Regions from separate parts of the Homo sapiens genome. Here region 1 is linked to region 2. Evidence: chromatin loops called from intact Hi-C (ENCODE). Cell type or tissue: PC-3. All regions are shown on one strand. Each heading gives the region's core, and the rest is flanking DNA. Links, peaks and the distances in the headings are about the cores only.

Region 1 (2,831 bases), core at 12-2,511, 1.7 Mb after region 2:
AATAACATTCAACCAAGATTCATGAATAGAAAAAGAAGAAAACTTAAAAAGTTATACTGTACCTTAAGAAAGAATATAAGTATGTTACCTGAAAAAATCTCCTGACACTAATGACAGAGATATAATAAGAGGAATTAAGGAGGTAACAATAAAAATTCAACTTTCCATTGTATTGGGATACGATCACGTTATTAGAAGCTCTGGTCCAATTTTTTGATAGGGGATTCAAGCTCTGTCTATAACCAAGGGGAAGTCTTGGGCAATTTGTGGTCAGGTATGCCACAGAAGAATCAGTGACTACTTTTCTTCCCTGGGAATCGGCCCAGCACACACACACACACACACACACACACACACACACACACGCCCCACAGTTCAGCAAGAAGCCCTTTCCTTTTTTTGTTGTTGCTTTTATTTCTCACTGCTTTTCTGCTCTCTTGACGCCAATGCCATGCAGATGAGTCATCTGACAACATCATTGACTTTAACTTTTGTTATTTATGATCTTTATTACAGTCTTACCCTTCACTGCTCCACTAACAGACCCACCCATTTTGCCCCAGGAGCAAACCAAAAGAAATTTGATTTAAAAGGGAAACTGTAGTCAATCAGAGCCATGCTGATCCGTTTAAGAACAGTGAACAGACAGGATCTAGGGAAAATTACATAAACCTTCTAAATAAGTAAATTAAATATCACTCAAGACACAATGGCTTCTCTCAAATGAACACTAAGAAGGCAGCCAGAAACAGGTTTTAGGAAGAGCCACAAAAATGATCCAACTTAACGCAAAACCAGTAAAGCAAATTCCCTTGTGGTGGGTAGACTGCTGAGAAGCTTTCTGGGTGAGGTGTTATTCAAAAGTTCAAAAAGTACAGGGTAAGCCACAGGACACTGGGAAATACCCAGAATGCCCTCCGTGTGCCACCATAAGCTATTTAAAAGAGCTGGCTATATTTGGTCTCATGAGACCACAGACTAAGTCTAGATTTTCACACATATATTCCAAAACCAAGTCATATGAAATGTTTATTGTACCTTGTCTGCATTTTACATGTAAATTATCGTATGGTTTCTACAATGGTTTGCTTTTCAGTTTTATCAGGAATGCTACCTGAGTAGAAGGTTGAAGCAGAGTAGGAGCCTTGACATTGTCTCTCCTGACATCTAGTGGATGGATACCAGATACCACAGTAATTATAATATTTTCAAAGGATTAATTTTGAGTATGATGGATATTTCTCTCTCTCTGTCTTTCATATGCTTTTCAAAAATGATCAAAGTTTTTTTTAATCATGTTTAAAGGTAGAAAGCAAAACTAAACCCCTACTGAATTACACATACATACTGGTCTGTCATATCCACCCAACGTTTTTCTTTTTTTCTTCTTCTTTTTATTTCCTTTTCTTTCTTTCTTTCTTGAGACAGGATATCACTCTGTCACCCAGGCTGGAGTGCAATGGTATGATCTCAGCTCACTGCAGCCTCCGCCTTCTGGGTTCAAGTGATTCTCGTGCCTCAACCTCCAGAGTAGCTGGGATTATAGTCGTGCACCACCAAACCCGGCGAATTTTTGTATTTTTAGTAGAGACAGAGTTTCGCCATGTTGGCCAGGCTGGTCTCGAATTCCTGGCCACAAGCAATCCACCTGCCTTGGCCTCCCAAAGTGCTGGGATTACAGGTGTTCACCACCATGCCCGGCCTACAGCCATGTTTTTCTATTTTTCCTTAGGATGACCCCGTAATTCCACAGACTCACTTTTTGTAGGCATCCAAGACAGCAAGGCCTGGTGATGAAAAGCATGGATTCTGTATTCATTTTCTGTAGTTGATGGAGCAAACTATTACAAACTCAGTGGCTTAAAACAATACACATTTATTACCTTACACTTCTGAGGTCAGAAGTCCTAAAAAATCATGGTGTCAGTCCAGCTGCATTCCTTCTGGAAGCTCTAAGAGAAAATACAGTTTCTCACCCTTTCTGGCTTCTAGAGGCTGCCCACATTCCTTGGCTCCTGGCTCCATTTCTCCACCTTCATACTTCAGGATACATATCTTAGTCAGTGACCCAACCTTCAATGACACGACAGTATTTGTTTGTCTCGGATCAATGTCCAGCTTGCAATGATCAATTAAATTATAAGAACATTTCCGGGGGCAGAGGCATTGCTCTGCAAGAGAAAATGATCTTTAGCCCCTAGAAGATGTGTTTGTTACTCAATATTTTTTAGGTATATTGGGCATTATATAGGGGTTCAGGAAATCTGGCTCCTAATTCTAGATCTTTTATTTATCTGGGCACTTAGATGGAGTATACAGTGGTATATAAAGACACCCGGAGAATTACCACCTAATTTCCAATCTCCCCTAATTATTTATTTTCCCCAGCTTTATTGAGGTATAATTGACAAATTAAATTGTATATATTTAAGGTGTACAATGTGATGCTTTTCCCTAATTTTTTTTGTAGAGATAGTGTCTCGCTTTGTTGCCCAGGCTGGTCTTGAATTCCTGGACTGAAACAATTCTCCTGCTTTGTATTCCCAAAGTGCTGGGATTACAGGAGTGAGCCACCACATCCAGCCAATCTAATTATTTTTCAATACTTGAATTTGAAGGAGAAAAGGCAAGGTGCAAGAAGCCATTTATTCAACAAATGGAGGTAAGATAATATGAAAATAATTCTGGAAAAAGATGACATTGAACCCTAATGCAAATAATGAAATGACCTATGCTGGGTGCAGTGGCTCACACCATAATCCCAGTGCTTTGAGAGGCCAAGGCAGGAGGATCATTTGAAGCCTGGAGTTCCAAACTAGCCTAGGCCAGCA
Region 2 (2,831 bases), core at 53-2,552:
ATTCCAGTTTCCCTCATTATACTGCCTCCATATATGTATCTTCAAATAGCAGAGAATTGCTACTTATTATACGGTTTTAGCTTTCCATTCCTGTGTAGAGAAGGTGAATAAATGGAGATGCCTTGGCAGCATTTTGCAGATATGCTAAGTATGTTAATGTGTTCATAAGTAGTTGAAAAATGTAATTCTATAACTTCATCATGATTGATAGTGTCATTTTGTTCTTGTGTACTTTTCAGTTTTTCAAGTACATGTAATAAGTAACAGTCTTGGTTGGTTGTTTTATTGGGTACTCACATGCTGTTTGAGAGGACCCCATTCATAGTCTTTTTGAAAATTTTTACCCTAGTAGTCCTTTTTTCATTTAGGTTTAAGTTTAGCTGTAGCAGAGATTCAGAATAGCAATAACTTAAAAAAACAATACAGTTGATTATAAGACAGGCAGTCTGGCACATGGAGGAGAAATTCATAAATCTATTGGGGAATATAGATTTGTTATATACAGTTTCTTTTTCATCCTCAACGTATATCTTCAACTTCATTGTCCAAAATGTTTGCTGAACTGCTCTCAGCTACGACACTTGCGGAAAAAGTAAAGAAGGACATGCCTCCTCCCTTTTAAGTACATTTCCCAAACATTGTGTATGGTGCCACTTTCATTTTACTGGCGAGAGTATAGTTACATGGCCAAAGCTCACTGCAAAGGAAGCTAAGAAATACTATGTTTATTCTAAGTGGCCAATATGCTCAACCAAAATTTATGGTATACTACCAAGGAGAAAAGGAATGAGTATTGTGGGGATATAGCTCAATCTTTGTGGATATCTATCACCCTTCTTTAGAAGGGGATTTAGATTTAGTTTCAGGATACCAACTCCTATTTTTGCCAATAAATTGCAATGAACTCGCTCAATTGTAAGAACTTCAGCTGATATTTGAAAATTGGAGAAAAAGAGGAGGAGAATAGCAATCTGTTTTTTTCAGAATACCACCTGTTTTCCTCTTCAAACACCTTCATTGGAATTGTCTATAAATAGTTCTTCTCTGTCTATTGTTACTCTCCCAGAACAAGGCCAGACTACATCGTGCCTATTCAAGGCCATGCAACAGGATGCACTGCATTAACCATTAATGTCTTGACATTTTCCCTATTAATTTACATAATTTTGAACTGACTGATATAAAAACAGAACATAACAAGTTCATCCCATGAGATTAAATTCAGACACAAAAACTGAATTAAACTGAATTAAAAATGAAGAAACATATTGAAAATTTTCTTTCTGATCACATATTCTCTAGTTTACCAACAGAGGGCTCTGTAGGTTTATTTTATTTTTTGGTTGCTCTGTACTTTTCAATTACAGCTTCCTTACATTTGGAAGTACACCATATTATCCAGGGTCAAATAAATAATTGTTATATTGTGTCTGTGAAATATACCATAGATCATTGATCTATAACACCAGAACCCTCAAGTCACTTGTGGATTAATATAATTAACATAGTATTTAATAGTTAATATAAATTAGCATGGTATTTTGCTGAGGACATGCTACTTAAAATTAATTATATGTAAAATTATATATAAAATTAATTATATATTTATATATATATATTCTGGAAAATATTAACAGACTCAGAAAAGAAATTGCTTTTAGCTTTTTTCCTCAGAATGAACTACATGTTCAGTTTAAATTGAGACTTTAACAATTCATTACGTCTATCACTGAAACATTGAAATGCTAACTTGAAAATTTTCTTAAAATATAATTTTCAACCTAGTCATAACTTTTAAGAATAGAAAAAATAAAATTTTAAAAATTGTTCTTAATATCAGTTGGAAATTTAAGTGAAATATATGGTTTTTCTAGTAACATCTATACTTCACTTTTCTAAAAATAATTTTTTACATTTAAAAAATTTATTTTTTATTTTTATGAATACATAATAGTTTTACATGTGATATTTTGATACAAGCATGCAATGTATAATGATGAAATCAAAGAAAGTAGAAAAGCTATCACCTCAAGCATTTGTCATTTATTTGTGTTAGGAACGTCCTGATTTCACTCTCCCAGATATTTTGAAATATATAGAACGTTATTGTTATCTATACTCGCCCTATTGTTCTACCAAACACTATATCTTACTTTTTCAATCTAACTGTATTTTTGTACTCATTAACCGGTCCCTCTTTATTCCCCCTTACCCACTACCCTTCCCAGCCTCTGGTAACCATCCTTCTACTCTCTATTAGATCAATAGTTTTTTTGGCTTCCACACATGAGTGAGGACAAGCAATATTTGTTTTTCTGTGCCTGGCTTATTTTAACTATCACAATTTCCTCTAGTTTCATCCATGCTGCTGCAAATAATAGGCTTTTATTTCTTTTTAAGGCTAAATCCTATTGTGTATATCTTTTTTAATCCATTCATCCATTGATGAGCACTAGGTTGATTCCATATCTTGGCTATTGTGAATAGACCTGCAATAAACATGGGAGTGCAGATATCTATTTGACACACTAGTTTCCTTTATTTTGGATATATTATACCCACCTGTGGGATTGCTGGACCATATGATAGTTCTGTTTTTAGTTTTTTGAGGAATATCTATACTGTTTTCTATAGTAGCCGAACTAATTAACATACCTACCAACAGTGTACAAAGTTTCCCCTTTCTCCACCTCCTCTCCAGTATTTATTATTGCCTGTCTTAAAAAATTGTGGGTGCATAATAGGTGTGTGTATATATATATATGGGTTACATTAGATACTTTGATAAAGGCATGCAATGCATAATAACATCAGGGTAAATGGGGTATTCA

What was found. Hi-C counts contacts between places; a loop is a spot of excess contacts. Peaks named below come from ENCODE experiments on the same cell type or tissue, not always from the same donor. Only the 100,000 strongest peaks of a DNase experiment are listed, where the experiment ranks them.
Region 1: it touches region 2 in a loop (6-fold over the local background); 2 of 110 quality-filtered maps call a loop at or near these places.

Annotation. Positions count from the first base shown.
Region 1 is chrX:118,225,069-118,227,899 of GRCh38, forward strand. No RefSeq gene overlaps it. Among named protein-coding and RNA genes, the nearest start is that of KLHL13, 110 kb to the left of the region's middle. In PC-3, for the core only: a CTCF peak has its summit at 1,153 (motif pointing left); a DNase peak (open chromatin) is centred at 403; H3K4me3 peaks cover 721 bases; H3K27ac peaks cover 1,083 bases.
Region 2 is chrX:116,488,994-116,491,824 of GRCh38, forward strand. No RefSeq gene overlaps it. Among named protein-coding and RNA genes, the nearest start is that of CT83, 27 kb to the left of the region's middle. In PC-3, for the core only: a CTCF peak has its summit at 1,302 (motif pointing right); no DNase peak of the experiment used is centred there.